Regions from separate parts of the Mus musculus genome. Here region 2 is linked to region 1. A link is a loop called in an ENCODE intact Hi-C map of the cell type or tissue named here. Cell type or tissue: left cerebral cortex. All regions are shown on one strand. Links, peaks and the distances in the headings refer to the core of each region. The heading gives the core; the rest is flanking DNA. Region 1 holds the start of Olfr373 (olfactory receptor 373). Region 2 holds the start of Gm51535 (a long non-coding RNA gene).

What was found. Peaks named below come from ENCODE experiments on the same cell type or tissue, not always from the same donor. Only the 100,000 strongest peaks of a DNase experiment are listed, where the experiment ranks them.
Region 2: it touches region 1 in a loop (11-fold over the local background); 20 of 42 quality-filtered maps call a loop at or near these places.

What each region holds. Positions count from the first base shown.
Region 1 is chr8:72,092,772-72,107,855 of GRCm38, reverse strand. Olfr373 (olfactory receptor 373) reads right to left here and starts at 8,094. Exons shown (of 1, transcript NM_146539.2): 1 at 7,150-8,094. The coding sequence starts at 8,094. The coding sequence ends at 7,150. Olfr374 (olfactory receptor 374) reads right to left here and starts at 816. Exons shown (of 2, transcript NM_146338.2): 1 at 686-816. In left cerebral cortex, for the core only: no CTCF peak of the experiment used is centred there; a DNase peak (open chromatin) is centred at 8,263.
Region 2 is chr8:71,993,373-72,008,456 of GRCm38, reverse strand. Cyp4f18 (cytochrome P450, family 4, subfamily f, polypeptide 18) reads left to right here. Exons shown (of 13, transcript NM_024444.2): 3 at 5,925-6,069; 4 at 7,316-7,369; 5 at 7,455-7,582; 6 at 10,162-10,283; 7 at 12,301-12,571. It overlaps Gm51535 (a long non-coding RNA gene), which reads right to left and starts at 3,797. Exons shown (of 3, transcript XR_003947403.1): 1 at 1-3,797. In left cerebral cortex, for the core only: no CTCF peak of the experiment used is centred there; no DNase peak of the experiment used is centred there.

The DNA of each region.
Region 1 (15,084 bases), core at 4,269-12,268:
CATGGATGTCCACACCCAGGCTTCCTCCTCCCGTTGCCTCTCAGCTTGTCCCTTCATTGGTGTCCTTGGTACCAGGATTAATCTCTATAGTGTGCCTGGTCAAGGCGAGAGGGAGCTGCCTCTGTGCTGTAGAAAATCTTGCACTGGCTCCCTGTGCGCCTGGCTCCGGGTGAGCTGCTGCTAATAGCTGGTAGCTAGTGTCCATGAGAAGCTCCTTACAAAGAGTGGGTGGAGGCCCCTGCATCACACTCAGCATTCCAGGTAAGGCTTTTATCTCCATTCATACACAAGGGGACTCAGGAAATTATCAATGGCCCCATACTTCACAATCTGTCTTGTTCCAAACCTCTTAATACCATACTATACAAGCTGAGCATGGTGGGCTCATCTGCCACGCCAACACTCAGAAAGCTGAAGCAGGAGGATGACAAGCTCCAGAATAGCCAGGGCTACATACGACCTTGTTTCAGAAGCAACCCTGACACGCAGGACCCAGATACTCACTACTTGGCAGAACTGCCCATTTTCTTGCATCTTTTTTTTTTTTTTTAAATAGACACAACTTAAGTGAGACCCAGAAAGGCAAAGCCACTTGTCCCAGGTCACACAGTAGGCTTGGCTATACCCTCCAGGCTCACTGCCTGGTGTGGCCCCCTTACTCCCCCCAACCCCCGACTTTACTCACCTATGGAAGGTTTGCTTCTGGCCTTGGGATGCTTGGTGGGAGGTAAGCCAGCTCTTCTTGGGAAAAGCTCCTGGACAGAGTGTGACGCGTGAGGCAGTTTTCTGTCCCTACAAAAGTCTGTGCAAGGCCTTGGCAGAGCACAGCTTACCCTCTGTCCTCATTGCCTGGCTTGTTCCCCAGGGTCTTGTTAGGATCAACTGGTTAATTGTTCTGTGTTCTGTCCCTATCAAGCCAGCTTCTTAGGGGCCAAGGGCACTGTACTTCCTGCCCAGGTTTTCCCTCCACACCTTTGGTGCCAGTGTCTCTAGGATTCTTTGGGGATCCCTTGAAAAGCATGGTTTGGTGGAATTCTCTTGACACTATTAGACCTGCTCAAACCCTGAGATAGCGTTGAGGCTTCCTACTGCTCCCTAAGGGAAATAGACCCTTCATATAGATTATTTATTAACTTTTTTGGGGTGAAGGACACAAAGGCTGTAGCAGATATGATTTCTGTTTTGTCCATATGTGTTCAGGTATGCAGCATTTTCATATCATTCAGTGACGCAGGAATGGAGCCCCACGAGGAAAGGCTACACTAGTCCTCTTAGTCTGACCCCATTCTTTTGAAAGCTGCTTCCCTGACTCACTTCTAAAGCAGCAGCAGTTGGCTCTTTTCCTTCCTTGAGGGGTGCACCCCAACCTCATGTGGGGTCCCGTTCCCACCTGAGGACCTAGCTTTGTCTATAACCACTGTCAGCCTCCCTTTCCCTTCTAAGCCACGCTTTCTGAGGTCCCAGTTTTCTGGCTGGAGTCCCTCCATATCTCCCGCAAGCTTGCCAAGCTCTCTGTTCATCGCAAGCCCCTTCTCCAGGACCCATTTTCCTGGTTCTGGGCCCTCTGTCAACCTGACCTGTGGGCGTTTGCTGTGGCTCCTTGAGCTCACCCCTGCAGTTTCTCACGAAGTCTTGGGGCTGAGCTTTCTCTGCTGTCTTAGCACTGCTGTCAGGGACTGGGGGTCTGGAGCTGGCAGGAGAGGGGCTGTTGCTGAAGTGGACAGGCCACTGCTCTCATGTTTTCCCGGTGGAACACAGGAGCTTTCGGCTGGATGTGCTGTCACTTGAACACTGTGTGTCCTACTCAAAACCACAGTGGACCTTAACCCAATATGAACTGGTGAGGATACCCCAAGAATGCCTAGCATACAAGAGGTGCTGGGTTCCAGCTCCAGTGTCAGAGAGGGGAGGGAGAGGGGCTGGGGAAGGGAGGAGAGAGGGATAAATTGGAGAGACAGCTCAGTGGGTAAGAATTTTCTGCTCTTGCAGAGGGTCTGAATTCAGTTCCCAGCTCTGGTGGTTCACAACTGCCTATAAACCCTTGTTCTTGCTCTGCACTTGGAGAGCACTGCATACACTTGCACAAGCCCCAACCCCACAGACAAACACACAGACACAGATGTGAAAATAAAACAACTCTTTGTTTTTTTGCTTTTCGAGGCAGAGTTTTCTGTTTAGCTGTGGATCTGCCTGCCTCTGCCTCCAGAGTGCAGCACAAGTCTTTTTTAAAGACTTTGTGCATTAGAGCAGCTAGACATGGCAGTGCACTGAGATCTGGAGGCCTGCCTGTCCCCACTGTGTGGAGACACCAACAGTTGAAGAGAATCTAGAGCATGCTAGGGGCCTGACTTTTCAGCACTCTCATGAATTTTAATTTTGTCGCATGCTTTGATGTTGTGAAACACTGAATTGCTTGGCTTTAAACCTTTCCCTCTGGGTGTCCAGAGTTTTGGACCTTCAGGTATCACCCCTGGGTCTGAGCCTCAGCTCTCAGCTGCGAGGCTTGGAGGGGGCACAGCGCCTCTTAGCGGCCTCAGGGAGAAGCACAGCACAGAGCACTGCTGCTTCAACCTTGGAAGGCACCTACTCCCCTCTATTGGCTCCTTCTTTTTCATCTTCCCTCCTCTCTCCCCCTTCCCTCTCCCCTTCTTCCTTCTTACATCTACTTATCTCTTTTTTCTCCATCTTTTCCCTATTCCTTTTCTCACTCCCTTTCCCTCTGCTTCCCTCCCCCTTTTCCTGTGCAGCTGATGAACCCAAGAAGCCTCACATGCCAGGAAAACACTCTTCCACGGAACACACACACCCAGCTACAATCGTTTTCAAATTAGTCAAGATTTTATGGAGTCATGGTTCAAGGCAATGCCAGTGTGTTCATATAATATTGCAGAAATCTCTTCTATCCTGCTACTTTGTGAGACAGGATATCACTAGGCAGATCGGGCTGGCCTGGCCTGACTATTCTCCTGCTTCAACCTCCTTGGTTGTGGAATGACAGCTGTGCCACCATGGCAGGATTGCCTGATTATGTTTTGTTGTAGGTAAGGTCTAGCTAGGTAGCTTAGGCTGTCTTAGAACTCTCCACATGCCTGCCTTCAGCCACTTCAGGGCTTAGAAGACTGGTGTGGACATTCACTTCTGGCTTCAATGACCATAGGTAATGTTTCTTTTTCTGTCTGGTTGGGTCCATCTAGTTGCTTAGTTTGCTTTCTTTCTTTCTTTTCTTTCTTTCTTTTTTTTTTTTTTTTTTTTTTTTTTTTTTTGGTTTTTTGAGACAGGGTTTCTCTGTATAGCCCTGGCTGTCCTGGAACTCACTTTGTAAACCAGGCTGGCCTCGAACTCAGAAATCCACCTGCTTCTGCCTCCCGAGTGGTGCTGGGATTAAAGGCGTGCAACACCACGCAAGGCTTAGTTTGCTTTCTAATGCTATGATTAGAACACCATGACCCAAAGGAACTTGGGGAGAAAAGGTGTTCGCCACCACACCTGGCCCTGTTTTTTTTTTTTTTTAAAAGATTTATTTGTTTTATGTATATGAGTACACTGTAGCTGTTTTCAAACACACCAGGAGAGGGCATCAGATTTCATTACAGATGGTTGTGAGCCACCATGTGGTTGCTGGGCATTGAACTCAGGACCCCTAAAAGAGCAGTCAGTACTCTTACCCACTGAGCCATCTCGCCAGCCCCTTGTCTGCCTCAGTTAAGCACAGATGATAAGCTAGCTGGGTGGGACCCCATCCTGAAATTATCATTTCTCTCACACCTGGGCCTAACCTTGTTTTGTTGCAGGCCCACCCTGAACTGTGATCGCTACTCCCAAAATCTCTTTATTTCCTTCCTTAGTATCTTTCTGACGACTTTCCTCATAGTGTTCTAGTGTTCATAGTGTTCATCTGTTCCTTTTTTTCTATTAAGCCTCTTATACAATTCATATTGCATCCTTATATTTTGCATAGTTGAGAAATTATATATTTTTGAGCTCATATTTTTAGAGTTCTTTTCCACAGCCTTAACAGCTCTTCTGAAGGTCCCAGTGTTTACCATTTTGCTGAGATATTAGCCACACCTTTGCCTCTGGGACTCCTATTGTCTCTGATTATCATGGAGAAAAGCAAATAAAGGTTTGTTTATTTTGGACAGGCACTGACCACAGACCAAAGAGATTACTCTACCCATTATGGCTTAAAGAACCAGTGAGTCTATTAGGGTGACTCAAAGGGAACTACCAAAGCTCATCATAGGATGGATGACAACTCACAAAAGCTGCACAAGTTGCAGGCAGCTCCACCTCAGAGTCTCCACCCTCGAGGTTCTTACTCGTTTATACCCTTGAGGAAGGGACCTTGTAAATCCTGTAAATTTGAAGAGTTTCCTGAGACTTGTAAGTTTTATTTATTTCCTGAGTGATATGGACCTGCATTCTTCCTCTAGAAAATGATGTTCCACTTTGGAGGAAATCATCAGATAACAGTCCCTTCCAGGCTGTGCAAAAATGTTCAGTCTGGGCTATAGGTAGCTGCTTCTGTTTACTTTCTGTTTCTATAACAATGCCATAGACTGATAAGTTAGAAGAAAAAGAGGTTTATGGTTATGTGAATATGAGACTGAAGAGCCTCATCTATCAATGCCACAGACTGGACTCAGTCAGTCCTTCCACCCGCTGGAGAATCAGGGTCTCAGTACAGGTGGGCAGGAAGTCAGTGAAAAGTGACAAACAGACATGAACTCCAGAGAAAGTGCTGCATCTGAATGTAATTCCTCAAAATGAGCACCAGACTTATAATACCAAAGAAAAACAGGAAAGCTAGGTGATACATCAGCCAAGGCACATCAAGATGCACAATGGTTCTGTATACAAAACAAAGAAAATACATATATAAAAGCTGTCGGGAGCCAGGCAGTGTTTACAACTGAGATAGGAACATCCCTATCTAAAATCAGCTATTCACAGGATCCAGGTGAAAGGTCTGATGCAATGCTAGTCTATTGTTAAACCCACCACCAGAGGTTCTGTAGTAAATACCTAATTATGCAATTCCTCTGGGCCTAGTGAAAACATGCATGAGGGGAATTCCATTTTACTAACCCTTTCATGAATAATACTTCAGTTCCTCCTAAAACCCATCTTCTTTCTACTATTATGTAATGTAGGCTGCCATTCATGTCTGTAATGAGAATTCTAAGTTTACTTTGTTAAGCTTGCCCTGAGATTTCTAGCTCCCATCTGGCAAACTGAGATGCCTGATTGCTAACTGTCAGCACTGGGGCATTTCATCTGGATGAATGACATTCTTACCAAATTCCAAGCCCTGGGTCATCTCAAGGACTGCCTAGGACATTGGTAAAGGCCAAGCAGTAGAGTTCAACCTGATTTAGGTATTAGTAAAATCATTCCTTAGAGGCACCTATAATAAAACAATACTGAAAGAAAGCACACAGGTCCACACAGTGACTAATGCAGGGGCAGGTTTGTAGCATTTGTGCCAAGGTTTCAGGAGACTGAGTTTCAGTGAAACTCTTTTACTCATGACTGCATCCAAGCCTTTAGGCCTGTCACACAGTCTTCATTGGAGTGGGTGTGGCAATCAATGGCTTTTTTTTCCTTTTTAAGAAATAATATCGGGCTGGTGAGATGGCTCAGTGGGGCTGGTGAGATGGCTCAGTGGGTAAGAGCACCCGACTGCTCTTCCCAAGGTCAGGAGTTCAAATCCCAGCAACCACATGGTGGCTCACAACCATCCGTAACGAGATATGACTCCCTCTTCTGGAGTGTCTGAGGACAGCTACAGTGTACTTACAATAAATAAATAAATAAATAAATCTTAAAAAAAAAAAAGAAATAATATCATGTAGCCTAGGTTGGGTTCAATCCAATAAGCCCCTTGACTTCCCTTGACTTATTCATTCAATAAAAATGACCTTTAATTACCTTTTTTGGTTTTTTCTTTTTAGATAGGGTTTCTTTATGTAACCCTGGTTGTCCTGGAACTCCCTCTGTAGACCAGGATGGCCTTGAACTCACAGAACCTGACTCTGTCTCTCAAGTGCTGGAATCTACCACCTGGGCCTCCTTGAATTACTTTTTTTTAAAAAAGATTTTATTTTATTTTATTTTTTTTGGTTTTTCGAGACAGGGTTTCTCTGTATAGCCCTGGCTGACCTGGAACTCATTTTGTAGACCAGGCTGGCCTCAAACTCAGAAAAACTGCCTGCCTCTGCCTCCTGAGTGCTGGGATTAAAGGTGTGTGCCAACATGCCTGGCTTGAATTACTTTTAAATTTGTATTAATCATCATTTTCTCTTCTTTCATGTGTGTATGCATTTTTTTTGCATGTGTGGGTGCATGCATATGTGGAGGCTGAAGGCTGAAGTCATCTTATCCTTTGAGTCAAGGTCTCTCAGTAAAACTCAGAGGTGGCTAGTCTAGCTAGCCATCCTGCCGGGATCCTGTCTGTGCCTTTGGAGACTGATATTGCATGTGGCTCTGGGAATCTGAACCCACATCTCTGGCTTATGCAGCAAGCACTTAAGGGCAGCAGGCATCTCTGAAGGCCAACTGTGAAATCTTGATCCTCCTGCCTCTACCTCCCCAATGATAGGCATGTTCCAACATGTCCAGTCTAGAAAACCTGCCCTCTTATTTAAATAATTTACAAAACATTTATTCTATAACTCTGTGTATATGCCATATGTGTGTGGGTGCCCAAGGAGACCAGAGGAGGGCATTAGCTCTCCTTGAGCTAGAGTTACAAACAGTTGTGAGACATGGGTGCAGGGAACCAAACTTAGGTTTTCTGGAAGGGCAGCAGGTGCTCTAAACAACCAAACCATCTGCCCTTCCCCTATTTAAAAAGTTTTTTTGTTTTTTGTTTGTTTATTTGTTTGTTTTGTTTTGTTTTTGAGGCAAGGTCTTGTTATGTATCCCATGCTGGCTGAAAGCCTGAGGTAACCTTCCTGCCTTGGTCTCCCTTGTGCTAGTGCAGGGAAGACAGGCATCCACCCCAAGCTAGGGTATAATTTCTAGTTTTTTACAAATGCACACGGAAATGAGAAGTGCATCCTGGAGGAGGCAGCTGGCCAGTTGCCTCGAACCTTGCATGCGCACAGCCACAAGAAGGCTCCTAGGGAAAATCAGGATCAAAGGACATCATCCCTTCACCTTGAAGTCAGACCTGCCCATGAACTTGACCAAGGACATTCGAACTTCTCTGTTTCTCAAGCTGTAGATGAGGGGGTTGAGGGTAGGGGTGATGAGGCTGTAGAAGAGGGATACCACATTATCCTGTTTTGGGCTGTGGTAGCTGCCTGGGACCATGTATATGAATACAGCTGCCCCAAAAAAGAGACCCACTACAGTCACATGTGAGGAGCACGTGGTGAAAGCCTTGTGTCTAGCTTCAGCTGACCGCATGAGCAGGACAGCTCCCAGAACGTGGCCGTAGGAAATGAAGATGAGAGACAGGGGTAGCAGTAAGATCAGCACCCCAGAGATGGAGAGCGCCAACTCATAGGCTGATGTGTCTGCACATGACAGCTTGAGGAGAGCTGGCATCTCACAGAAGAAGTGGTCCACGGTGTGTGAGGCACAGTAGGGGAACTGCAGGGTGATGGAGGTCAGGATGGAGGCCACCAAGGCACCTGAGAACCAGGATGCACCCACCATCACCAGACACACTTGGTTTCTCATGAGCACCTGGTAGTGCAGGGGGTGGCATACGGCCACGTAGCGGTCATAAGACATGAGGGACAGAAGGACACCCTCAGAGACACCCATGAGCATGAGGAAGAACATCTGAGTGGCACATCCCCCAAAGCTTATGACATTCTGTCCTTGCAGGAACTCAGCCACCACTTTGGGGATGGTAACCAGTGGGAAGCCGACATCCAGAAGTGAGAGTTGGCTGAGCAGGAAGTACATGGGTGTGTGGAGCCTGGAGTCTGTGGCAATCAGAAAAAGCAGGGTGGTGTTGCCTAGCAGGCCAATGATGAACACGGTGGCCATGAGGAAGAACAGGACAAGATGGGGCCCTGTGTAGCTGAAGAGCCCCATGAGGATGAAATCTGAATTTGATGACACATTTGAAGTCCCCATCCCCCAGGCGCATCACTGTCTACAGAAGATTCGGTAGGGTCCCACTGGGATAATTTTACATCACATTGCAACTGTTTGGTGGCCTCCTATAAAAACGTATGAATAAATCCAGGCTCCTACCAGTGAGCGGCCGGAGGAGGAGCTGGAGGAGGAGCTGAAGGAGGGGCTGGAGGAGGAGCTGGAGGAGGGGCTGGAGTGGCTGGAGGAGGGGCTGCAGGAGGAGCTGCAGGCCTGGCTCAGGGGAGGATCCTTGCTTGAAATCCTCAAGTTATCAGAGCAAGGAGAATTCTACCCTGGTGTTCTATTTCTGATATCTCTCAGGCAAGTGCAACCAGCCAGCATCTACAGTTGAAGTCTGTGGTTAAGCTAGAGAGCATAGGACAGCTCTGGTGAAAGAACAGAGCACACAGCTCCCCATACACCCTGGTGCAGGTGTGGGACTTTGAAGAGATCAAGATGACACACAAGGATGAAGGTCGATCAAGAAATGTCTGGGACTGTGAAGAAAGACTTTTTCCATATCCTTGGCAGAGAGATCTGAAAATCAAGAACAGTAAGGAATGGATATTTGGGATGGACTGTTTGTGGGTGTGTTTGCAGGGAGACACAATATCTGACTGTTAGGTTTCTTTTGAGTGTGTGTATCTCTATGTGTATGTACATAGGTATGTACGTGTGTATGCATGTGTGTGTTTGTGTGTGCATATATTTGTTTGTATGTATATGGTTTTCTTTGTATGTATATGTGTGTATGTTTGAATATATGTGTGTATGAAGTAGTTGTTCAACTCAAACATACTGCATGTTTGTTTGTGCACATTTGATTGATAATTTTTGTTTTGTTTTCATTGTTTTTTTCTTTAGTTTGTTTTGATTTTCTTTCTTGTTGTTTGTATATGTGTGCTTGTATGTATGTATATGTGTATGATGTTTATGTGTGTATATCTCTGTGTGTGTCTATGTGTATGTGTCTCTATGTATGTACATGTATGTATGTATGTATGTATGTACGTGTGTGTATGTATGTATGTATGTGTGTGTGTGTGTGTGTGTGTGTCTGAGTGTGTGTGTAGGCTAGATGTTGGTCTTTGGTGCTGTTCCTTAGGTGCTGTACTGTCTATCTTCATTTTTGAGGCAGGTATCTCCCTAGCTTGGAGCATGCAAGGAAGGCTAGGCTGGCTGCTTAGCAAGCCAAGTGGCTGGGGAGCCTCCGCCTCTACAGAGCTGGGATCATAAGCATCTGTCAGCATGCTTGTTTTCACTCCCTCTCTCTGCTGTATGCCCATGCATATAAGGTGGCCAGAGAACAACCTGGAATAGTCTTTATCTCTTCCACTAGGATTGAAGACAGGTGCTCATGCTTGCATGTCTTTCTTTTCTGACAGAGCCATCTCCCAGCCTGCAGCTAGCTCAGAGCAGGCAGTGCTATGTTGAATGTGTGGCCATCTGTCCCTCAACCTCCCCTCCCCTTGAGCTCAGAGCATCTTGCAGTAGTGTTCATGATTCTCACCTCTAGTGCTGAGCATGTCTGTGTGGAAGATGCAGCTATTGTAGTTGATTGGGACACATCTAGAAACACAGATAGGCTGGCTTTGGAGCACCAAACAGACACCTGCTCTGCATGTATCCATAGGATTTGGGAAACTTTAGACAACAGGATCTGAGCCTGGAGGTCATCGGGCACCCAGGTCCCCATGCCTGTTACTATGGATACTGTCCAGACTATCTGACTTGCTTTTCTCTAACACAACTTTGCTGAACTTCATCAAAAACACTTGGTTCAGGGCTGGAGGGATGGCTCAGTAAGGGCATGTGTTGCTCTTCCAGAAGACCTAAGTTTGGTTCCAAGAACCCATGCCAAGTGAGTCACAATCACTCTTATCCCTAGTTTAGGGAATCTGACACCTCTGGCCTTTGCAAGTTTGGCCTCTGAAAGCATTCACACACATACATACATGTGACTTTAAATAAAATAAAATAAAATAAAATAAAATAAAATAAGTAAATAATAAACTTTTGGCAAGGTTCAAGTGAGATGGGTCAGGGGATGGAGATACCTGGTGCTAATTTGGTGACTTTGAAGAGCCCAGAGCAATTCCAGGCTCTGCCATCCCCATCTTACTGCACAAGCCCTACATTCTTTCAGTTGCAGTGAAACTACTTGGGCTGTGTGCGCACCATGAACACTGAGATGAGATGCTGTCTTAGAGTAGCCTGAGACTGTACTGGCATCCTACTATGTGATACACTTGGGGCTCAAGAACTAACCCTTGACTTTCCAATTCCTTCTTTATTATCCCCTGAACATCTGCTCCTGGATTTATGCTTTAAAAGGAGACTGGTTGAGCCCTTCCAAGGTCATTGTGTCAGCTGCAACCCTGACCTCAACCCTAACAGTCTAGAAGCATTTTTCTGTGGTGAATAAAGTTGCTTTTGTTTTATTTCTGATTTTGGTGATCCTTTCTTCATTATTAGTGCTCCATGTCCCCAACAACTTCAGTTCAAGTCCTGAGTACAGCATGGTGGCAGGAAAGAGCTAACTCCTGCAAGCTGTCTTCTGACCTGCATACACAGAGGACGGGCCCTCTACTCAGTTGCCCTCCTTTCTCCACTTCTGTCTTGTTTCTTTTGAAGCTGATCTTCATAACTTCTAACCATTGAAGGTGAAGGGGGTCTATTCATCCCATTTTGTCTCTACTTAGAAACTAGGCCATAAGCCATCTGTTCCAGCAGCAGACCCCAAAGTCCAGGAACAAGACAATAAAATCCCTCACCTGAGGAACAGCCTGAAGGTAGACACATGAATGGGAGATATCTGATCTCAGGATAGGCCATCTGTGCTGGGCAGCAAATCCTGTGGTTAATCATTCATGACTCAGTAATTTAGCTCATATGGGGCATCCTGACACCCATTAATGAGGTTGTACATTACCTAACCCTAAAAATATCATACTAAAACATTTACCTATCTTAAGTTTAAGTCACTTTGCTTGTGTAGCTGACATGTCTGTCTGAGTTGTTCTGAGGCCAGAAGCTGCAGTCTCTAGTATTTCACTTCTAGTTGAAGTCCCAGGACAAAAAGAGGAGCGAGGCCTGTCTCCAGTCTTTGTCCTCAGCACTTTTCCGACTTTCAGAGTGCATGATCACATGGTAAAAGGTTCACCACAAATTTGCACATAAATTCAGTTCATAAATTGAATAAGAAGTTTACAACAGAGAATGTTTACATGCATATCCATTAGCAGTAACTATCTGGCTAAACATTCATCTCCTGTCACTAGCTCTACAGGCTCAAGGAGAGTTAAAAACCATAACTTAGTTATCCTTGAAGTTTTGTATAGATAAACCCAGTCAATATTTTATCTTCTGTCCTGCACGTATAGTAAATCCTTAGTTCCCTTTTTATGACCTTTGGTTAATGGTTTTACAACCTCTTGGAATGTGCTCTTGGTTGCTGTCTCAGAAGCAATTAACTCATGACACTTCAAGACCAGCAAAGTTCTCATTTCAGTTTTGACATCAGAAGGGCCTTAATAGCAGTCCTATTTTAAAAGAGGCCTGAGTATCTTTGTCTGGGTTGCCATTTTGAAGTGGTGGTGACTCCTGCATGCTGGGTGTTTCTGCAGAATAAACAGTCTTTGTTCTTGCATACCATCTGAGTCTGGGGTCTTCCTTCAGTGGTTCTTGAACCCTAACAAAGGCATTGGCTCCTTATCACCTCCTCTTGATTATCCTTTCCCAACCCATTTTTTGTCATGCGGTGTTTCTTCTTGTTGAAACTTCCAAGGCCCAGGAATGGTTGTCAAGTCCTCTGCTAGGCCACAGAAGTATTGGAATGTTTCAGGAGTGTGATCAGGAGACTCAATTCTTAGAGATGCAATTTTGTTAAGTTGCTTCCCACTTTGTCAAGGCTGTCTGGAAGTGCACCATGTTTATGTAAATCACCCCAAGAATGTTAGGTATTTAACAAGACCTGGTCAATGGCTGATTAAGGTGTCTGTTTAAAAGCAGACTCTGCCCTTCCCTCCTCTTGTTGCCCTGTTCAATTTCGACTTTTCCATGTGCCTCTGGCTGGACTCACCCTCATGCATACAACAAACCCTCACCTCAAACATTCCATGGAGCTGTCATGTCCGTATTTATTTATTTATTTTTTTATTCATCTGGAACCTAGGACATGAGAGAAGCATGTATTTGTTGCCTTCCATGGGACTTGGCCTCTCTGAACCCAGCTGCTGGTGGAATCTCCTAAGGGAGGCATGGATCATTGGTTTCTGCCTCCCACCAAAACTGACTTCAAAATCTAGAGTCAGCCTCTGTAGCTGCTTCTTTCCCCAGCCTTCTCTATCTACGGGCCTCTCCTTACCTACTTGGAAAGTCTTCTCTCTGGCTCCTGCAGCCTCCTAGGCTTTCTGGGGGCAGCCATCATGTGGGCAAGACTTACATCTTTGCCTTTTTCAGTGGTTCTTAACCTGTGAGTTATTACCCTTTGGCAAACCTCTACCTTCAAAAACATTTACATTAAATTCAAAACAGTAGCAAAATTACAGTTATGAAATAGCAACAAAAATAATTTTATGACTGGGGGTCACTACAACATGAGGAATTGTATTAAAGGGTCCCAGTGTATGGAGGGTTGAGAACCATTGCTCTATTGGATCCCTACCTTTTCTCAAAAGGTCCCCAGTCTAGCTCTTCAGTTGCTTTCACCTCTCCTTCAAGGCTCTCAGTTCCTTCCTGGAGCTTCCTCAACTCTCCTTAGGAGCTCCAGCACCTCAGTTTCTCAATGCAATTGTGGCCTCTACAATAACATTGGAATCCTCTCTATTTGTAGCCCATGTCCCTCATGGCTACATTGTTCACTGTCTCTCAGCTCCCTCCTGGAGCTTAAAGGAGCTCTGCCTCTGGGGAGATCATTTTGTGACCTTTTCTCCTTATCTCCTGAGATTCAGGGATTTCATTAAATCCTCAGTGTCTTACTGCAAACAGCTCTGCCTCTGTACAGCTCAATAAATGGTGAAAAAGGAATACACTTCATTTTCAAATTCTTTCAAACCATAATAACTTCTGCCACCACATAAACAAATGATTCCCAAATCTCTGATATCTAATACTTCCTTCTCTATAATCCCAAAGTCTTCACTTTTTACTCTTCAGAATCTTTTGTCTTCATGATTTGTCTGTACTCTGCTCTCAAGAATCTTTTAAGACTATTTTGTGTAAATGCTCTCACCTCAGGGTATTCTTTATTGGGTGTGGTTAAAAAATTTGTAACAAAAATTTAGCTTAAAACTTATAGCCAAAGGTTGAATCTTAATTTGCTATATGTGATTCAACTCTTATTTAGAAAAATAGATCTACTTACTGTATGTACTGTATGTAACTTAGAGTCATCTCTTGTTTAAGAAAATAGATGTTTTTAATCAGCAACCATATGACTTGCCTTCATCTTAGCTGATAATCACATCAGGATGGAAGCAACCATGTGTCTGGCAGTCATCTCTATTTACTAAGGTTAAAAAACAGGTTCATGCTATATGACTTCACCACCATCTTGATTAAGATGACCATGGGGTATAAAGCAACTAAGGCAGTACCTATAAAACCTGTCTCCTCTTTAGACTAAGGAGTCAAAAACAGGTCTCCAAAAACTTTTTGGATTAGAATGAATTACTATATGATAAATTCCTATGGTTAAAGGCTACCCCTGTTAACAAAAGCTGATTTAGAGAGTTATTTCTAACCACTTACTTCTTTGCCAAGTGCTCAATACCAGGCTTCTAGAAAATGTTAAATAAGGAACACATTTGATGAATAAGATATGTTTGATAAGGTTTATAAATTCCTAAGGTATACTCAGGTTAACAGTAACTGACTGGAAAATGTGGTCTGGCTTCTTTGTCCTTGCTAACTTTTTAAAAATCATTAGCTCCCTATGGACTGTATTTATGGTTAGAAGTTTTATGTTTGATGCTAAAGAATTTTCAATGAAATCTTCAACTCAAAATTTTAAGTCTCAAACTTAAGAGGGATGAAGCTGTAAAGTCCTAGTCTTACTACTGACTTGTAAACTGTTCAAAATAATGAAGACATGCAAGTTAGTACTCAGTCATCATTCATGATCAAGTTCTTCAATGTTTTCAGAACTAGGCTCACAATCATGCCAAGTACAAATGTAACTCAGTTAGTTACAAGCTTTGTTTTGCTTCCTGTACACCTTTTCAAGACTAAGCCTAAAGCAAGTAAGCAGAATCAAGTAGCTAATAGCAAGTAAAGCTTGTTTAAAATCAGGCCGACAATGGTCCCCAGAGTCTCCAGAGATCTGCTGAATTTAAACTGTTTAATAGAAAAAGCTTCCCATGAGAAACAGAGATGCCAGATCCTAGCAGCAACCCTAAGGTCTCCAAAGAAGATGATGGAGCACAGACTCTAACCACTGGGAAGAACTGCCCCATGACTCACCCATCACCAGTGCCCTGCCTAAATTGTGGCCACTGTTGGATTGACTGCTCTACTCTGTCTCATCAAAGTATATCAGTTTTCTCACGTTCATTCTCACAGGAAACCTCCCTTAGACCTTCTGGGTCTGGTAACTGAAAGCTTATGTTGCCCTGTGCAGCAGCTGAAGATGTTATATTGTCCTGTGACAGCTTAAGACTTACTACTTCTGTCCCCCCCAAAAGCCATCAAGACCACTGAGACCATGGGAGCATAGAGTAAACCATCCAAGTTGTGGTAAATCTGTTATTTTAATTGATACAGAGGCCACTTGGATTATATTTCCTGCTATAATTAATTTTTCTCAGATCTCCTATGGTGTTGACCCCTAACTGTAGTTTTATGTTAACAAGAGCATGCAAAGTAGCTCCTCTCCCCAAGATTGCATCTACCTGGTTAGTTCACTTCCAATGCAAAGTCAGGCCTCAATTTTCCAGAGCCACTAGGTCTCTGGCTGAGAAAGTCAGACACAGTTTACCTTAATGATAGATA
Region 2 (15,084 bases), core at 2,579-10,578, 98 kb after region 1:
CACACTTTGAGCATAGACTTCCATCTGGTTTTCCCTCTGTGTGATTTGGAGACATTTGCTTTCTTTTAAGTGGCACAGTGCCAGGTGTACAGAGGGCCATAGAGATTCTGCCAGAGCCTGATGTCAGCAGAGGACAAGTGAGAGTGGTCACCCTGATGGAGACTTAGAGGTCACCTTTGCTGCCTTGGGGTCTGCCAAGGCCAAGTTCCGCAGATGTGGTTGTCCTCCCTCACAGGAAGAACCAGAGACCACATGGTGTCTTGTTAACTCTCCTGGGAGATGTGAACAAGTCTATTTATCCCAGGTGGGCACCAAAACAGCATGTCCATCCGTGTTCAGCTTGCTGAGAACTATGGGCTTCTTAAGAGTTTTTATTTTTTTTCAGAGAACAGGTGAGGGGCTATTAATGGGATCATGGGTAACCTCAAATGGCTGTATCATTGTAAGGTCCCACCCATCATGGGTGATAGCCTTATGGAAGCTGCACCACGAAGTCCTGATTTAAAACCTCTTTTCGTATATACTGAAGTATATCCCAAGATCATATTTTACTGGGGTAGAGAGTCATAGCTGGAGTCCCAGGAGAAGATCTCCGGACCTTCCTTCAGGAGTTCTGACAGCTCTGACAGCATCCCCTTTGATTTGGCTACTACTCTTATGGGCAGCTATAGTTGCCATGACTACCAGGAGAAGTTGAAAATGACACCACTTTAGGCTTAGAGGGGAAAATGCCATATAAAAATAGACACGAATGCTGGGACTGCTCCCAGGATGAGAAAATCCACATTCCAAAGTCAAGGTGCACATCACGGTGTCGAGTGACTTTTCTTGGGGAGACACATCTGGGATAAGGCACCCAGGACAGGGTAATGAAACAACTTCACTCAATCTTTCTTGATGAGCTATGGTGTTTGTTGGGGTTCCACACAGGAGGTGATTCAGGCAGTTGCACCACTAAAAAGTCAACCCCAGCATGGGGTGACAACTCATGAAAGCAATATATCCCTATAGCTTCCTACTCAACATGCAGGCAGCTCCACCAAAGAGTGTTCTCCTTCCCCCAATCCTGCAACTGTTTACTAATGATATCCCTTAGGGAGTGTGCTTGTTAGTCTTATTAATTTAGTAGGCTTCCTGAGTCTTGTGACCTTCCCTTCTGAAAGAGGGAGTGTTCCAAGCTGAAGGAAACAAGTCCACAGCAAGTGGTCTGAGTATTGTGAGAGACTTTTTCCTGGGAGACACCACACAGTCTGCTAAGTCCAGATGAGGAAAATAGGTGAGATTCAAGTGATCATTCTTACCAACATCCACCTTGGGGAATTGGTGAGTTTATTGGAGTTAGTGACAGATATGGATGAGGGTTATGGAAGCAGGGAGGACCCAAAAGCAGGATGGTGACACAGGACCTCCCTGCATGATTGTGGGCAGCTCGCAGGTTAGAGAGTGCTCTCCAGGTGCCAGGCTGGCCAGTATCTACCACAGCAGTGTTTCCTGCTTCTGTAACCTGGAAAGGGCTTTGGAAGTCTTGACCTTCTCCACCTTCTCAGACTCCTACACCCCAACTTTCCAGAGGGAATGTTTTGATTTAGAGAAAATTATTGCTGTACAATTAAACAACATATACTAAACCTGCCTCTGGCAAGTGCCCTGCTGGTGACACTATTTTGGAGGTTCTGGAAACTTCAGGAGGTGGAGTGTAGTTGGAAGACATAGACCATTAGGGACAGATCATTGGTGGGGGGGGAATCTTGTCCACTGTTCCTTTTTTTGTTTTAATCTCTTTTTGCTTCTGTCCATGCAAGGTAAAGAACCCCTTACCATAGGCTCCTCTCACCATGATGCAAAATATCAGGTGGATGGGGATGAGCCGTCATGGATTCAGAGCATTTGCTCTGAATCTGCGAGCAAAATAAGTCTTTCTTCCTTTCAGTTGCTCTCTCAGGTGCTCTGCACACAGGTTCATAAAAATAACCAACAAAGAACTTAATGGGTAATTATGGAGGAGATCAAAAGTCCAGGATCTGATGAGATAGTGATTGACTTCACTAGTGAGGTAATATCTGTACCCATGAGGTAAGGACTGTGCACATGAAGTAATGACTGTGTTCATGAGGTAATAACTGTGTCTATGAAGTAATGTCTATATTTATGCGGTAATGACTGTGCTCATGAAGTAATAACTGTCCGTGAAGTAATGTCTATATGCATGAGGTAATGTCAGTGCCCATGAGGTAAATGACTGTGCCTATGAATTAATGACTGTGGTCATGACATAATGGTTGTATTCATGCAGTACTATCTGTGCTCATGAGGTAATGACTATATCTATGAGGCAGTGACTTTGCCTATGAGATAATGACTGGGCCCATGGGGTAATGACTGTATCCATGAAGTAATGTCTGTGCTCATGAGTCATAGATGGGAAAGAAAAACAAAACATTGTGCTGATAGTTGGAGTACAGGTCATTGGTTTTGTGGCATTTTACTCCAAATTGCAACATTACTTCAAAATTGAAACGTTTGCTCCAGAAAGGAAAGGGAGGCTCAAGAGCCTTAGGAAGTAAACAAAAGGTCACATAATCAGAAGGAATAGAAACTTGGAAGTTTCTTGAAGACCTTAACAGAACAGTATAAATAGGGGGTAAACATTTGCTGGGTGGAGACTCTGACCAGCCAAACTGTGCAAAGAAAGATATTTGGATTGTGGGCTTGCCTGCAAGCGTTATAGAGAATTCCAGGGTGGCACTTGGACTTCAGGAATGTCAGAGTGAGGGCATCACCTGTGGTGGGGTGGGCTTTCTAGTGATGGAGCTGCTTTTGAGTCATGCCTGTTTCTTGTAAGTAAGCCCTATCCCATAGTCCTGTTAGTGACCCTAGGAAAACTCATTGTTTTGACAAATCGGACATTGGTGCAGTGATTACTTTTGATATGTCGTGGACTCCCATGATCCCAGGGAAACTTTCGCACTCATATCCTGTGTAGCACACTGCACAGAGCTTAAGGACATTTTGTTCCTTCTTGAAATTTTGTGGGAGGCTGAGTTTAAAGATTTATTTATTTTATTTGTATCTGTGCATATGTGCGTGTGCAGTGCTTTGGGAGAGACCAGAAGAGGGTGCCACATCATCTAAAGCTGAAATTGCAGGTAGCTGTGAGCTGCCCCATGTGAGTGGGGTGCCGGGATTCAAACTTGAATCCTCCGAAAGAGCAGCAAGTGTTCTTAACTACTGAGCAATCTCTCTAGCCTCAAGACTGTGTTTAAAAAATGGCAGACTAGCTTATTTGACAGGAGAAATGTCAAGGTGTCAGGTTTTCCAGGCTGTTGCGTGGCACTGATGTCTTTTTGATGTTTACACTGAGAGCTAGGAACAAAAAAGCAGGACAGAATAATATACAAAAATTTGTAGTTTGTCCATGGCTCCAAAGAGATGGCGTGATGGTTGAAAGCACTGGCTGTTCTTGCAGAGGACTTGATTCGTTTCCTCGCATCCACATAGGTGGCGCACGTGCGCGCACACACGCACACGCACACAGTCAGGAATAATCTTGATTGTCAACTTGACACTCCATGAAAGAGGGAATCTTACCGCCTCTACAACTGGCCTATGGACATGTCTAGTGTCTGTGGTTGCATTCTCTTGATTGTTAATTGATGGAGGAGAGCCCGGTTCACTGAGGGCTGTACTGTCTCTAGACAGGTGTGCCTGAGCACCATGAGAGAGGTAGATAAGCCAGAGTGATATTATATCTTATATCTTGGGTATCCTAGGTTTGGGGCTAATATCCACTTATCAGTGAGTACATATTGTGTGAGTTTCTTTGTGAATGTGTTACCTCACTCAGGATGATGCCCTCCAGGTCCATCCATTTGGCTAGGAATTTCATAAATTCATTCTTTTTAATAGCTGAGTAGTACTCCATTATGTAGATGTACCACATTTTCTGTATCCATTCCTCTGTTGAGGGGCATCTAGGTTCTTTCCAGCTTCTGGCTATTATAAATAAGGCTGCTATGAACATAGTGGAGCATGTGTCCCTCACAGTTTCTTTCTCTTGAATCCCTGTCATGATGACTTTCCTCAGCGATGGACTGTGACCTGGAAATAGAAGGCACATAAACCCTTTTCTCTCAAAGTTGCCTTTGGTCAGGGTGGTTGTCTTAGTTATGGTTTTACTGCTGTGAAGAGACACTATGACAAAGGCAAGTCTTATTAAGGACATTTAATTGGGGTTGGCTTACAGGTTCAGAGGTTCAGTTTATTATTATCAAGACAGGAAGCATGGCAGCTGCCAGGCAGGTACGGTGCTGGAGAAGCTAAGTGTTCTACATCTTCATCCAAAGGAAGTCAGGAGCAGACTGTTTTAAGGCATCTAGGAGGAGGGTCTCAAAACCTACTACCACAGTGACATATTTCCTCCAACCACACCTCCTAATAGTGCCATTCCCTGGGCCAAGCATATTCAAATAACCACAGTGGTCTTCTTCTCTTCTCTTCTCTTCTCTTCTCTTCTCTTCTCTTCTCTTCTCTTCTCTTCTCTTCTCTTCTCTTCTCTTCTCTTCTCTTCTCTTCTCTTCTATTTTTTTAAAACCACAGTAACAGAATAAAGGGAGGCTGAAGGAGGTAGATCTCTATGAGTTTGAGGCCAGCCTGGTCTACAAACATAGTCCAGGCTACACAGAGAAACTTTGTCTTGAGAAACCAAGAAGGAGGAGGAAAAGGAGGAGAAGTAGGAGGAGGAGAGGAGAGAGGAAGGGAGGGAGGGAGGGAGGGAGGGAGGGAGGGAGGGAGGGAGGGAGGGAGGGAGGGAGGGAGGGAGGGAGAGAGAGAGAGAGAGACAGAGAGAGAGACAGAGAGAGAGACAGAGAGAGAGAGAGAGACAGAGCATAGAACAAGGGATCAACATGAAATGGTGCTGCCCCAAAAGACTGAGTCTTTCTACTTAACAACCAAGACATTGCCCTCAGGCATGCCCACAAGGATGAGTCTTCAAGAGTCAGTTCCATAAAAGAGCTCATAAGAGAGGACTGACTGTAAGTGACTTTCACAAGGCAAAGTCTGCATTAAGTATCTATGACCCTGGGGATGCACAGTCCTAGGCTCAGGTCCCACACATGCCACTTGCTATGTAGGAAACCATGATGCATCATGAGTTATGTGGGAAACAAGGTACATCATGGGCAACTGCTTCCATATGGAAAATGGGATGGTGGAGAACAGGTTAATATGATATTCAGCAGGCTGGGAGTGCTTGGTCCACAAGCATGATCTCAGCACTGGGGAGGTGCAGACAAGCTGGGTCCTGGGAGTTTGCTGGCTCACCAGTCTAGTTTAATCACTGAGCCCAGCCCAGTGAAAGAGACTCCACAATAAACAAAACAAGTTGGAGCTGGTGAGATGGCTCATCTCACCAGTAAAGTAAAGGTGCTTTCCCTCAAACCTGGTGATCTGAGCTCAGTCCCTGGGACACACAGAGTGGAAGGAGAGAACCTGTCCCTTCCTGCAAGTTGTCCTCTGACCTCCACAATGCATACCACAGAACATGTCCTGCCACAAAATAAATAAGATGTAATAAAAGTATTTTTAAAAAGCAAATTGGATGGCATCTGAGGATACCTGAGGTTGAACTCCGGCCTCTGTGCTCACACACATGATCATGTGCACAAGTGCACACACAAGCATGCACATACAGCAAATTAAGATAATAAGATGAAATGAAATAAAATATAGTGTTTAGGAGCGGAAGTGAGGGTGTGTCTTCTGTTTCAGTACTGAGATGTGGGGGAGGGGGGCAGGGGTTGTTGGGGGTGTGGGGACAGGCAGGGCTCAGTGCTGTGGATGAATTCCTGGAACTCCTGTGACTTTCTACCCTACTTGTCCTCTCTGCCAGCCCAGAGAGGCAAACACAAGGTCCTCTTCTACAGATCCAGAGCTCAGAGGAAGGACTCCTGTACATCCAGAGCCTGGTGCGAACCTTCAGGGATGCATGCTGCTGGTGGGTGGGGCCGTTGCACCCAGTCATCCGTATATTCCACCCTGCTTTCATCAAGCCTGTGGTCTTGGCTCCAGGTAGACAACATGCTGGTCCCAGCTTGCACACCTCTGACCCTCAAGTGCAGTCTACCACAGAAGGGCTATGGTAGAAATGTCCCTACTATGTCTCATCTAGACACTTCTGACTCATGCGTGGCCATGTGGCACCTGTTTAGAGCATGCCGTGTGATGTTTTCTGGGTGGTCTCCATCTTTCTGGTGTGTGGACCTGGTACCCACCCAGGCTCATATAACAATGGTTCTCTGTGGGGCTATAAACAATTGGGACATGTTGAGTTCTGTTTGGCTCTTATCTGAGGTATTGTTAAAAATAGTCTTTTTCTCCTGGCTGTGTCTAGACCCTGTTTGGAGTGTCTGAAGTCTGGGACAAAGGACTTTCTGAGATATGACTGAGGCCTTATTTGAGAAAAATCTGAGTAGTGTTAAAATCTGTTTAGCTTACATCAGGGAAGTTAATTTTAATATTTTAATTATTTTTACTTTTATTTAGTGTGTGTACTATAGAGCAAGGTGGAGGCCAGAGGACAAATTGCAAGAGTCAGTTCTCTTTTGTCCCAGGAATCAAACTCAGGTTATGAGGCTTTGTGGCAAGCACCTATACCTATTGAGCCACCTTGCTGACCCCCACATGAATTTTTCCCCTCTAAAACTGTTTTCCTAAACACTATGTTTTATTTTCACAGTGTAGCTCTGGCTAGCCTAGAATTTATTATGCAGACTAGGCTGGTCTAAAGCTCATAGAAATCCACCTACCTTTCTCTCCAGAGTACTGGGATTAAAGGCATGCTCCATGCCTGGCCCAGAAATGGACTCTCAAATCACATCTGAGACTTATCAGTTGAGTGTGCTGAGGTGTGTTTAGCCATCTGTGTCGCAGTTAGGTCAGGTCATATGTGCTTCAGTCATGTTAGCCAATGCGTGTCTATGTCATATGACTGTGTCAGGAGATGTCAGCAGATGCTGGGAGGACAGAAACATTTGGTCTCTGTAAAGGCCTGCAGAGTGTGATGCTGTACTCAGCAAGGTAAACAGGTTAGACCATGTAGTAGCCGTATGAAGGTGTGCTGCTGTGTGTATGTCATATGTCAGGCTGAGCCTTCTCTATCTAGTGCTGTTTGGCCCTCTTGTCTCCCTCTGTCCCTGCCCCCAAATCTACCATGTGGACTTAGAGGGAGGGGAGTACACAGATACCAGGCTGAGGGCCCCATTTCTCCCATGCCCTCCCTCCTGCCATGGCTCCTGACGGTCCTTGTTCACACCAGCTTTAGTTGCCCCCAAGGACACAGTCTTCTACCGTTTCCTGAAGCCGTGGCTAGGTAAGTACCTACAGGTGAGGGGCTTGGAATGCCTTGGAGTGTATAGAAGACGCTGTTCTTGCCTACTGCCATGCTGTTCCATCAGGGGATGGCCTCTTGATGAGTACTGGTGACAAGTGGAGCCGCCACCGTCGCATGCTGACACCTGCCTTCCATTTCAACATCCTGAAGCCCTATGTGAAGGTTTTTAATGACAGCACCAACATCATGCACGTGAGTCCCTGGGACCCATGTTCCCAACTGGAATCTGGGTGATGAAGGGGCTGTAACCTATTTGGTCTCCAGCCCTCACTGATGGAGGCTGTGATAAAATACTCAGAGAAGCAACTTCAGGGAGGAAGGGTTTAGTTCCTCACAGTTTAAGGTCACAATACATCTGTTTGGGGAGTCACAGTGGCAGAACTGGGAGGAAGCTGCTTCAGGAAGCAAAAAGGGATGAATGCTGGTGCTCGGTTCACTTTCTTCTTTTCCTTCAACCCAGGATCCCAGCCCAGGGATGAAGCATCCGTTTAGAATGGATTGTTGCAATTAGCTAACTCAACTAAGTTTAGTCCTGGTTTCATGTCTGTTGTGTGATAAAATTCGACAAAGCAGCTCAGGGGAGGGCAGGTTTGTGTGACTCAAGTCTGCCATTACAAGGAAGTTGAAGTGGGAACTGAATGTGTCAAGAGCAGAGTGAACAAACACGTGGATCTGTGCCCACTCTGCCTAGGGGATGGTGCCACTCACAGTAGGCTGGGCTTTCCTGCAACAATTAACAGTTAAGACAATTCCCCATCTGCATGCCCACAGGCTAACCTGATCTAGAAAACTCACAGAGAGACTCTTTTCTGGTGATTCTAAGTTGGGACAAGTTCACAGTCAAAACTAGCCATCACATTTAGAAAACCCTTCACAGGCATGACAGGAGGGTAACCTAATACAAAGAATCCCTCACAAGTATGCCTGGAAGCTTGTCTCCTAAGTAATTCCATATTCTGTGAGGTTGGTATCAATATTAATCATCACAGAACATTTGTGTGAGTCACTGCCAATTCTCTCCAACCCTCAGTTTCCACAACTGCAAAATGGGGTTAAAATCTCTCCTTTGTGCCTGTGATGATATCATGGACTCAGGTCCCCATACACAGTGGGCACTTAGAGGGAGTTAGTTTCCCACACGGTCACCCTGCAAACTGAACAGTCATGGTGAAGACTTCTTAGAAAATACAGATGAGGAATAAGTCATTCTAAACTCATTGGCTGGAAGCAATAAGGGCTGAGGATAATGACAGTGATGTAGGCCAGAGGTTGTTTTTCATGTTGATCATGGCATATGGCTGTCAGAGGGGCAGGAGGAATCTCCCTTGATTCTAGCTCATATGGTTCATGTGGAGGACTTGTTCAACTCCAGGCTGATTTAGATAAAGTAGCCTCAGGATCTGAGTTGTCGTCTTATCTTATCAGGTGTCTTACAACTTCCTGTGACCTCAGTTCTAAGAGATCTGATGCCCTCTTCTGGCCCCCATAAGCACTACATACCTGTGCACATACACAGATACAGATGTTCACACATAAATAAAAAAAATTCTTTAAAAGTTTTTGGAATGGCTCCAGAAGGGACTCTTGCTTGGACTTTTGTCCCTGCAGCTCTTTCCCTCCAGAAGGCATCTGGGGGTGTTCCCGTGACACAGGGTTCCACTAGAATGAGAGAAGTCACTAAAGGCTTACATCTTTTCCTTGTCTTCATATGTATGTGTGGCATATGTGCATGCATGTATATATGTTCACAAGTATGTGTGGGGAGGCCCAAGTTTGATGTTGGGAATCTTCCATCTCTCTCTCATCTCTCTCAGCCTTGCTTATTGAGGCATGGTTTCTCAATCAAACCCTCAGTTCACCGATACAATCTCCCTAGCCACATTCTGTTCTCTGAGTTGTCTGTCCTCTGCAAACACAGCTGAGAAATGACCTAAGTAAGGAACAATAGGATAGTTGAGTACTGGTATTCCTAGAAAGGATTCTCATGGCCAGGAGCAACCACCTCTCACACACCACAAGTTTTGTGGGGTATGTGTGTGTGTGTGTGTGTGTGTGTGTGTGTGTGTGTGTGTGTGTGTGTGTGTGTGTATGAGTGCATGCGTGTGCATACATGTGGAGATCAGGGGTTAACTTTGGGTGTCCTTCCTCAGTCACCATCCACTATGCTTTTTTTGACACAGGGTCTCTCACTGCTTGAAGCTTATCAATTAAGCTAGGCTAGCTAGCTGTTGAGCCCTAGGGGCCCTCCTCCTGATCCCACCTCTCTGGGGCTAGGATTACAAATCTTTGTCATCATACTACTTAAAAATAAACAAGCAACAACAAAACCCCTGCAGGTTCTGGGACTTGAACTCATATCCTCTTGATTGGATGGTCAGCACTTTCCTGACTGAGCTGCCTCACCAGTAACCAGGGATATTTTTGAAATAGATTTATAACAGGAAAGAACACTGACTGAACACCTTGTGTGTCAAGCACAGTCTCACATGCTGATTCTGTAACAGCCACTGTCTGCTTTAATTTGTGAAACAGAGGGCATTTCTGCTCAGCAAGAGTGGATCTAAAGGTTTGACACATCAGGGAGTTTGTTAAAGTCCACTCAGCTGAAGAAGCAATCTAGAGATGGTGGAGCACTGGTTCTATGCTGGTTTGGCACACAGCAAATCAGATCAAATCAGAGGCTGTTTCAGGGCTCCTTTCTGGTGTCTGGTGTTGGAAAGAGGCTCTGAGTACCAAGATTAAACCCTGTTTCTGTTCCCTTCTCTGGCTAGGCCAAGTGGCAGCGCCTGGCCTCCAAGGGCAGTGCCTATTTGAACATGTTTGAACACATCAGCCTCATGACCCTGGACAGTCTGCAGAAGTGTGTTTTCAGCTTTGACAGCAATTGCCAGGAGTGAGTACTTGTCCTAGCCTGGGAACCTGGCCCATAGACACAAGGGAGGGAGGCCTGTTCAGAGAGAGGAGAAGGGCTTTCCTGGAGGAAGTGGCTCAGAACTAGCATTCAAGGACCCTGGAGGGGGAGAGTGAGTACCTTCCAGGAGGTGCAATTGTTCAGATGACAGCATGGAGCTGTCTGCATTAAACAGTGAAGTAGCACCTTGAAGATGAGGGTATGGAGGAGATGGGAGGTGGAGGCTTAAAATTAAGGAGCCTGGAAAGCTAGGCCAAGGGATGTGAACTTCATTACGAGATTTTAAGGAAAACACTGAAGGTGTTTGTTTCGGTTTATAAAGTCAGATTTCTCTTACTGTAACAACATATTTGAGACAGCAAACATCAAGAGAAGAAAGGTTTGTTGGTGCCAAGGGTCTCATAGGCTTCAGTTAATCATCTGCCTCCTGTGATGAGGCAGTACCTCAAAGTTGGAGCATGGAGAAGAGGGGGCTTGAGAGTAGAGATATGGGGAAGGAGCTCATTAGTCCCCACTGGGACTACAGTACCTAGGGCTCTATAGGCCTAGGCTGTGTGACACTATTCCTGGAGAGCTGTAAAGACACCCCAGGTAATGAACCTGTGATTGGCCAAAGAAAGTATGGACACTGCCAAAGTCCAACTTGGCAAACCAATCAATTTTATTGGGGTTTACCCATTTCTGAAGGAGCAGAAATGACAGCTGTATCACCAAAGCCCACCCCAGCATGGTGACAGCTCAAAAAACTGAAACTCCAGAACTGCAGCTCTACAGTTCAGAGCATCTCCTCTCCTCAGCAACCCTTACCACTTATGCAATTCTGGGGAAGGAGGGACCTTGTGATTCTGGTGAGTTTCAGGGATTTCCTGAGGCTTGAGAGTTGTTTACTTCCCAAGTCTTAATGAATCTTGCTCCAGGATGGAGCTTCAGTTCAGAGGAGATTGCTGTATGATACGGCAGTTAATGGTTGCTGGAGACAGAGAAACATTTTCTTCAGTGGTGTAGCCACTGGTAAGGTGTCCATATTTCTTGTATATAAACCCTCATTAAACTCATTGAGTCACCAGTAATAATAATTAATAGTTATAGAATAGAAATGGTAAGAAGAGGAGTTGGTAAGAACTGAATTAGCAGGAGTGTGAGGGAGACAAGAGAGTGTACTGAGGTGGAGATAAAGTAGATAATATACAGGAGTGAGTGAAAGTGTGGTAACGAAACCCATCATTGTGTACAACAGATGCCAAGAGAACAACTTTTAAAAAAGAGAGATAAGAAAGAGCCAGAATCCCAATGTCCTCTTCAATGACCTAATTTCCTCCCACAACGCTCTCAAGGCTGACCACCACACACAGATCAGAGCTCTGGGAACAGGAGATGGGCAGGGTCTGAGCTGAGCTCTGTAGACACTGACTGCTCTAAAGGCACAAATGAGTTCTACTGAATGTGGGAACACTGGGGACAGAATTGGGCCCAGGACTGTTGGAAGATAATTGTGCACTATGGGCACAGAATTTGAGGATGGAGGTGGGACAGTCTGGATACTGGGTGGATGAGGAAGGGGAGGATCCTGGTGTCTACACTGTACCCTGGGGCATGGAGGAGGCAGTTCACAGAAATGCAATAAATGACTAGAGTCTGGAGAGCTCTTCCCTGTGGCTGATGAACTGGTTTTTCCCCTGGGATATTCAACCAAAAACCTCTTCCCCAAAGGTGGACACTCAGGACAGACCAAAGTGTGAGCCCAATGAAGTTCACCTCTATGATACCAATGAGGCAAAATGATCGTGGCCTGGAAACAGGGTCAGGTTTCCCCAAACTACATGACAACATCATGACAACAATTTGATGAAGTTTTTATAGTAACAGAACAATGAAAGTACTAAATTGTGGGTGATGGAGAGACTGCTCAATGATTAAGAGCATTTGCTGATCCCAGCACCCCTATGGTAGCTCACAACATATGTTAAAGTATCACTTCTGCTCTGCTCACACTCCCCAGGAAGCCTAGTGAATACATCACTGCCATCTTAGAACTTAGTACCTTAGTGGCCAGAAGGCACCAGAGGCTGCTTCTGCACGTGGACCTGTTTTATTACCTCACCCATGATGGGATGCGCTTCCGGAAGGCCTGCCGTCTAGTGCATGACTTCACTGATGCTGTCATCCGGGAGCGGCGCCGCACCCTCCTTGATCAGGGTGGTGTTGATGTCCTCAAGGCCAAGGCCAAGGCCAAGACTTTGGACTTCATTGACGTGCTGCTGCTGAGCAAGGTGGGCTTCTAAAGGGGGTGGGGGAAGATGGGGTCAGGGAATACTGGGGCTGGGATAATGTGACATGACAGAGTCAAGCATGCTCTACCCTTACTATGATGTCCTAGACCCAATGTAGGCTCCACTCATTGGAACCTGGCCCCAAGCCCTTCATCACCTGGTAAGCTAAGGTTTCTGGAACTCTGCATTGGTATCTATATCCTTTGAGCCATCTCAGACTAGGGAGGGGCTATAAGCCAGGGAGGCTGTTCTTATCATTCCAACTAAAAGTCTAAACCTTTGCACAAACCCTTCACAGAGAGCAGGATGGAGACCCAAATACCAACCATGCCAACTCTCTCCATCCCCACTTGTCAGGCCCAGACCTTAGCAATCACCCCAGGTCCCTGGACTCACCTGGGCCTGGCTGAGAAGGGAATAAAGTTCAGGGTGACCTGCCTTTGATGTTAGGTTAAAAACTAGAAAGGATCATACATCTGCAGGAGAGACCCAGTCATGGTGGGTGAGTGGCAGTTCCCACCACAGCCAGGGACAGAGTCTTGCATATACAAGGAGACAGTGAGAGCTGATTCCCCACTCTTCTGGGGCTGAGGATAGGACTCAGATGATATAGTTCTCACTTAGCATGCACAAGGCCCTGGGTTCCATCCCAGCACTTTGTAAGCAGGGCCTGGTGGCTCCTGCTGGCCATCCCAGCATTCGTGTGTTGGTGGCCAGGGATCAGAAGTTCATGGCCATCCTTGGCTACAGAATGAGTTTGCTATCAGTCTGGGTTACATGAGACACTTTCCAAAAAAGAAAAGGGTTGAGGGAAAGAAAAGAGGTAGATCTTGGGCAGTGGACATCCATGGAAAGTATCTGAAGACAGGGGTGTGGGGACAGCATGCATCCCTGGATTTAGCAATGATAATACAGGACCTTCCATAGTTGAAGCTCTGGAGAACTTTGTGTTTTAGAAATTAGTGTCATCGTGCAGTATGTCCATCTTCCTATGGCACTGTGGACAGTAGCCCCAGTGCCCAGGGGCAGAATAGCTCTCTCTGCAGTAACAGCAGCCAGGATAATGGTGAAGTCCCTCCTCCCATTCCAAGGTTCCCTTAGTGGGCAATGCAATACTTTCACCTGCATATGTAGTATTTTTCAAAAGTGTGCATGTATTTGCATGCATGTGTAGGAGAGTCTGTGCTCATGTGTGCATGTTCATACAGAGAACAGAGGTTGGCCCTGGCTATCTTCCTTCATTGTTCCCCATCTTGCTTTTAAAAAATGGTTTTAGATTTATTCATTTTATGTTATGAATGTTTTTTCTGCATGCATGTAAGTCAGAAGATGGCTTCAGATCTTCTGTTACTGGAGTCTGAACCAGTAATTGGATGCTGGGAATTGAACCCTGGTCTTCTGCAAGAACAGCACCACTGTGCACCACTGCGCCATCTTTCCAGCCCCTCCGTCTTGCCTTTTGATTACATTTTATTTGATTGATTGCTATAGTGTGCATGTGCACACACATGTGTACATGTGTGTCTGTGCTCACAGGTCAGAGAACACGTGAAAGGTGTGTCTTTCTCCTTCCACTATGTGAGTCCCTGGTATCTAACTTAGGTCTTCTGGCTTGGTGGTAACTGACTTTACCCGCTGAGCTATCTCACCAGTTTTTTTGAAGCACAATCTATCACTGAACCTGGAGTTTGAAAATCATCTACCCTGGCTAGGTCATGAGTTCCAGAAATCCACTTATGTCCACCTATTCAGTGCCAGGTTCACAGACAGCGGCTATCATGTCTGGCTTTTATGTGGGTGCTGGGGATCTGAACTCTGGTCCTCTGACTTGAGTGACAAGTGCATTATTGACTGAGCCATTTTCCTGGCCCTGGCTAACAGCATCTATTTTTAAGCAGCAAAGCTCAGGTGCTAAGAGGCTTGGGGCTGTCACATCTGTATCTTCTTTCCTGTAAAGAGGGAGGGAGTGGGGAATGGCTGCAGGATCGAGAAAGAAGGGAGAGAGGAAACTGTACTATGAAGTGTGAACTAGGCATCCTTAGTGTCACTTATCGGCATGCCAGCCAAATGGCTCCCAGGAGAGAATATTCTTAGGTTTCAATTTTATTAGTGTTTAAAAATCACATTAATTAATTAATTAACTAATTAATTACGGTGTCTATGAGTGTGGTTGCCTGTGTGTGTAGTGCACACATCGGGGTCAGAGGACAACTTGAGAGAGTAGATTTTCTCCTTTTACATAGATCTCAGGGATTAAAACCAAGTTTTTAGGCTTGGTGGCAAGAGCCTTTATGCACTCACTGGTCTTTTCCTGTATACACACTGGAGCATACTCTTGGAGTAATGTTTTGCTTCTGACTTCAAAGGCAAACCCTGTTCAACTCCTGTATCCCAGATTCCCACTCATGTCCCCAGACATTTGTAGCACAGAGATAAAGGACATTGATGGGTTGCTGGTTCCTCCAACCAGGTTAGGACAGGAGGCTGGCAGCCAGGGGTGATGTCACTGGTGT